2 separate regions of the Homo sapiens genome follow, and region 2 is linked to region 1. A link is an interaction called in ENCODE POLR2A ChIA-PET data of the cell type or tissue named here. Cell type or tissue: endothelial cell of umbilical vein. All regions are shown on one strand. Each heading gives the region's core, and the rest is flanking DNA. Links, peaks and the distances in the headings are about the cores only.

Region 1 (2,921 bases), core at 218-2,717:
GTAGTGGGATTACAGGCGCGAGCCACCACACCTGGCCTAATTCCAGTCTTACACATATAACATCTTGACCTTTCCATTTGGATATCTAATATATATTTCAAATTTTTAACATGTCCAAAAATAAACTTCTGATCTGCACCACCTCCTTAAACTAGTCTTCCCCATTCTTCTTCCTCTCAACAAATGGAAACTTCATCCTGTTAGTCTCTCAAGTCAGAAACCTTGAACTCATTCTTTATCCTTTACTTGCGTTCACATCCCTACATCTAATTTGTCGCATTATCTTGTTTGATCTGCCTTCAAAATATACACAGAACCATTTCTCATTATTTCTGTCACCACCACCCTGATTCATGCTACCATTTTCTTTAACTTGAACTATTGAGACGGTCTTCTAATTGGCCTCCCTGCTCCTACCTAGCCTGATCTCAGCACAGATGTTAAAGTGATCATTTTAAAATTGCCTTAACTCTGAACCTTTCAACAGCTGCCTATCTCATTTTAAAGAAAACAAAGCTCTTTCATCAGCTTAAAAATAAGATAACAATACAACTTATTATCTAAAGTAGGATACTTCTTGAGAGTGCAAGGGACAATAGATGTACACTGAGACCTAGCAAACCAGCTGAACCCCATGTAACCCCTCCTTCACCCCCACCTTATTCTCACTGCACCTCCTTACTGTTTCTTGAACTGGTCAAGTTTGCTCCCAGCTTTTGCACTTGCTGATTCCCTCACTTCCTACGGGGCTTTGCTCAGATGTCATCTTCTCAGGATCATCTTCTCTGGATCATCTTCTCTAACCACCTTCTGGTTATACTATATTTATTTATTTACTTATTTACATATTGCTTATTTATTCCCACTAGTAGTAAGCTCTGTGAGGGAAGGGATTTTTTTTTTCCTGTTCTATTCACTGCCGTATACCTGGTGCCTAGAACTGTGATTGGCACATTTACATATATAATAAATATTGGATGAGTGAACATATCATTTGAGAATTCATTCTTTCATCAAATGTTTATTGAATGTACCCTATGTTTTAGGTTCTGTGCTGAGTACATAACATTATTATAAAGTCTACGATTAGAAATACTTCCTATGTACCTGAAGATACCATAGGTTTATAATATACAAAGGCATGTAATTGAATGAAATAATAATTGAAGTCAATGAAGATTGTCCTTTAGGATTCTAAACTAATTAATTCTATTTACAATTTTTTGTTATGTATGAAATTTGTACATTTCTTATGGGAGCCAGCAAGATTTTGACATGTTTTGTGGCCTTTTTATTTTTTACTTATAGCAAACTATGGAGGAGAAAAAGGGTATATCTGGATATAGTTACACCCAAGAAGAGCTAGAAAGAGTATCTGCACTGAAGAGTGAAGTTGATGAAATGAAAGGACGAACATTGGATGATATGTCTGAAATGGTGATGATACTTTTATTTAAATTTTCTTTTATTGTGTAGCTAGAAGGCAGGTGTTTTGTGTTAGTTTTATTTTCAGTGAAACATTCACCTGTTAATTTCTGCACATTACATTCTTTCATCTTTTTTTTTTTTTTCTTTTTGAGGCAGAGTCTCACTCTATTGCCCAGGCTAGAGTGCAGTGGCATGAATTTGGCTCACTGTAACATCCACCTCTGGGGTTCAAGTGATTCTCATGCCTCAGCCTCCCAAGTAGCTGGGACTACAGGTGTGTGCCACCATGCCCGGCTAATTTTTGTATTTTTAGTAGAGACAGGGTTTCACCATGTTGGGCAGGCTGGTCTCTACCTCCCGACCTCAAGTGATCCACCTGCCTCAGCCTCCCAAAGTGCTGGGATTACAGGCGTGAGCCACTACACCCGGTCTCATCTGTCTTTATCAATCTCTTTTGAATTTTTTTCATTCTAGTAAGGTTGTTCAAATTCTAATAGTTTATGCATTTTCTGTTTTTTTAATGTGCAAAAGTTATATAACATTAAAGAAATATTTAAGAAGAAAAATAAATTTTCCCAGGTCATACCACCCTAATAGAATTATTTCATTGTTGTGTATGTTCTTAGAATCTTTCCATTTTCAGGACTTGTATTCAATCAGATTGCACTAGTACACTTTCACCAGGCATTAAAATGTTGATATCTTATATTACTTGTTGGTAAATAGCCGCCCCAAACCCTCAGAGTACCCCCCTCCAGTTGTCTTGTCCACATTGGCCATTCCCCCAGAACCCTCTGGATCTCATCACAATCTAACTCCTAAAAAGGTTAGCATGTAAGACCCTGTTCAGGCCAGGCACGGTGGCTCACACCTGTAATCCCAGCACTTTGGGAGGCCGAGGCGGGAGGATCACTTGAGGTCAGGAGTTCGAGACCAGCCTGGCCAACATGGTGAAATCCCGTCTCTACTAAAAATACAAAAATCAGCCGGGCGTGGTGTCGCACTCCTGTAGTTCCAGCTTCTCAGGAGGCTGAGGCATGAGAATCACTTTAACCTGGGAAGCAGAGGTTGCAGTGAGCTGAGATCACACCATTGCACTTCAGCCTGGGCAACCAAGCAAGACTCTGTCTCAAAAAAAAAAAAAAAGACCCCATTCATCTCTCTGATTGGTGTCCATTCTGATGGATCATTACTTATGCTATTTGGACTATACTGTAGTATTTTGAATATCACTCCATCTATATTTATGTATATTTTATATGCCTACATAAATAATACATCATGATTATAGTTGTATAGGGCAATTTTTTAATATATTTATTCAATGTTAAATTATAAAGATTTTCCCGTAATGGTTTACAGTCTTGAGAACTGACGTTTTGAATGATTAAATAGTATAGTATTCCATCTTGCTGAGGAATCAGGATTTTCTAAAGCACTTCTCTGTTGTTTGGGACTGAAGTAATTTGCAGTTTTTTGCTCTTACATTTAAC
Region 2 (2,921 bases), core at 230-2,729, 110 kb after region 1:
ACTTAGTTACAAAACAGCAGATTTGTTTTGTTTTGTTTTGAGATGGAGTTTCGCTCTTGTTGCCCAGGCTGGAGTGCAATGGCACCATCACGGCTCACTGCAGCATTGACCTCCTGGGCTCAAGTGATTCTCCCACCTCAGTCTCCTGAAAAACTGGGATCACAGGCATGAGCCACCATGTACCTGGCTAAGTTTTGTATTTTTTTTGTAGAGATGGGTCTTGCCATGTTGCTCAGGCTTGTCTCTCAAACTCCTGGGCTCAGGCAGTCCTGCCTCAGCCTCCCAAGTAGCTGGGATTACAGGCATGCGCCATCATGCCCAGCTAATTTTGTATTTTTAGTAGATGTGGGGTTTCTCCATGTTGGTCAGGCTGATCTCGAACTCCCGACCTCAGGTGGTCCGCCCGCCTCAGCCTCCCAAAGTGCTGGGATTACAGGAGTGAGCCACCACGCACGGCCTAAAGCAGCTCCTTCCGTCAGTCTGTCCGTCCGTCTGTCCTTCCTTCCTTCCTCCCCCTTTCCCTCCCCTCCCCTCCCCTCCCCTCCCCTCCTTCTGTCCTCCCTCTTTTCCTTCTTTCTCGCTCTCTCTTTTTTTTTTTTTTTTTTTTAACTTGGAGACAGGGGCTTGCTCTCTTGTCCAGGCTACAGTGGAGTAGTGTGATCACTGCGACCTCGAACTCCTTGGCTTCAAGGGGGTCCTCCTGCCTCAGCCTCCTGAGTAGCTGGTAATACAGGCACATGACACCATGCCCAGCTTTTTTTTTTTTTTTTTTTTAAAGACGGAATCTTGAACTGTCGCCCAGGCTGGAGTGCAGTGGCACGATTGCGGCCCACTGCAAGCTTCGCCTCCCAGGTTTACGCCATTCTCCTGCCTCAGCCTCCCCAGTAGCTGTGACTGCAGGTGCCCACCAACACTCCCAGCTAATTTTTTGTATTTTTAGTAGAGACAGGGTTTCACTGTGTTAGCCAGGATGACCTCGTGATCCTCCCGCCTCAGCCTCCCAAAGTGCTGGGATTACTTACAGGTGTGAGCCACCATGCCCGGCCTTTTTTTTTTTTTTTTTTTAAAGTAAAGATGGGGTCTTGCTTTGTTGTCCAGGCTGGTCTTGAACTTCTGGGCTCAAGCGATCCTCCTCCTCCTGCCTTGGCCTTCCAAAGTGTTGTAATTACAGGTGTGAGCCACTGTACCTGGCTCAAAGCAACAGATTTTGATAATAGATAGGAGAGTGTGTAAATCAAAGATACTGGCAAGATTTCTAGTTTACGTGACTGGGTGTGATGATGGTACTCTACTACCTACAGAAGGAAACATTGGAAAGGAGATTGTTTTTCCACAAATATATGTGGTGGGTGAGGTTGTAGATGACATCACCTAAATATGTGTATGAGATTCTGTTTGATTTTATGCTTACAGTTTCTCCAGCTTCTTCTTGTTTAATTTTTTTAAAAAAATAGAGACAGAGTCTAGCTATGTTGCCTAGGCTGGTCTCAAACTCCTGGCCTCAAGTGATCCTCTTGCCTTGGCCTCCCAAAGTTCTGGGATTTACAGGTGTGAGCCACTGTGCTCTGCCTTGTTGGGCTGTTTTAGTGTGTTGAGTCTACTTGAAGCCTTAGAGAAATTACCCCCAAAGCCTTTATCCTTAGTTTGCATCAGTAGATGGCAATGGTAGACAGCTTCAGAGGAAACTACAACTGTGATACCTCAAAGCACCATCCTTTTTGAAGAAAGAGACAAAAGCCAGCTTCTCTTCAGTTGGTGATTCTGGTTTCTCTGTATCTTTGAATCCTGATTCTTGCCAGTCCTTCCCGTCTTTTGTAAGACACTCTAACCTAATTAACTGTGAGAAACTTGGAAGTCATCTTGATTTTTTCCCCCCTCTTATCCTCTGATTTGTCCGTAAGGCCACTGATTCTGTCTCCAGAACACACCCAAGTTCGTGAACTCCGTTTCCTTGGTCAGCACACTAGTCTAGCCATCATCTCACACCGCAGCTGTCATCATCTCCTAACTAGGCTCTGGCTTCCTTTGTTGTCTTCCTCCAGTCCATTCTCCACACAAGTGCCAGAGTGGTTTCTTAAAGGTTGTGTTATTTATTCATCTGCTAAAAAACCCTTAAGGGACTTCCCCATTGCACTTAAAATACAAAATTCTCTGACCTGATAAACTTGCATTGTGTGTATGTACCTCCTGCTTTCTTCTATGATTTCATCTTGTGCTGCTCCTTCATGTTGCAGACATCCAGGCCTTTTTTTCAGTTTTCAGTACCACCAAAGTCACCTTTTTTTGGAAGGTTAGGCAAATTTTATAGAGTTTATTAATTTGCTCAATGCACTGATCTTATGGTGGTGAAGCTTTGATTATTACCCTGACCTATCTCGCTTTCTCACACTGAAATTTCATTTTCTATATTGTAATATAGTTTTGTTGTTGCATTTGATAGTTTAGAAAGGACAAATAATGTTTGATCTATAGTGTATGTGACTTAAGATTTTCAGTCTAATGGGATTTTCCTTATTTATATTGTGGTAAAGTATACATATTATAAACTTACCCATTTTAACCATTTTTAAGCGTGCAGTTCTGTGGCATTAAGTACATTCACATTGTTTTGGGACTGTCACCATCCAGAACTTTTATCTTCCCTAACTGAAATGTACACCTTAAACACTGACTTCCAGTTCCCCTCTTCCCTGGCCCCTGGCAACCATTCCCTTTATTTGAATATTCAAAAGACAATGAATTTAATATTCAAAAAAAACCTGAGTTTAAATCCCTTAGGTGAATATACTACTACTATAAAGTGGAGTACAAATTTAAATCCATTTTCCTTTCACCTGTTTCTGAATCCTTCATAGATAGTGCTGATTCTGGTAGTTATTTACCACTTTTTTTCCCCAGCTCTTCCCCCACAGTATGGTAAT

Evidence for each region. ChIA-PET counts read pairs that join two places held together with the same protein. Peaks named below come from ENCODE experiments on the same cell type or tissue, not always from the same donor. Only the 100,000 strongest peaks of a DNase experiment are listed, where the experiment ranks them.
Region 2: POLR2A ChIA-PET joins it to region 1 with 8 read pairs; 6 of 35 experiments call an interaction of 5 or more read pairs at or near these places.

Annotation. Positions count from the first base shown.
Region 1 is chr12:110,189,612-110,192,532 of GRCh38, forward strand. It overlaps IFT81 (intraflagellar transport 81), which reads left to right. Exons shown (of 19, transcript NM_014055.4): 13 at 1,309-1,437. Among named protein-coding and RNA genes, the nearest start is that of IFT81, 67 kb to the left of the region's middle. In endothelial cell of umbilical vein, for the core only: no CTCF peak of the experiment used is centred there; no DNase peak of the experiment used is centred there.
Region 2 is chr12:110,299,598-110,302,518 of GRCh38, forward strand. All of the region lies in intron 5 of ATP2A2 (ATPase sarcoplasmic/endoplasmic reticulum Ca2+ transporting 2), which reads left to right. Among named protein-coding and RNA genes, the nearest start is that of ATP2A2, 20 kb to the left of the region's middle. In endothelial cell of umbilical vein, for the core only: no CTCF peak of the experiment used is centred there; no DNase peak of the experiment used is centred there; H3K27ac peaks cover 1,137 bases.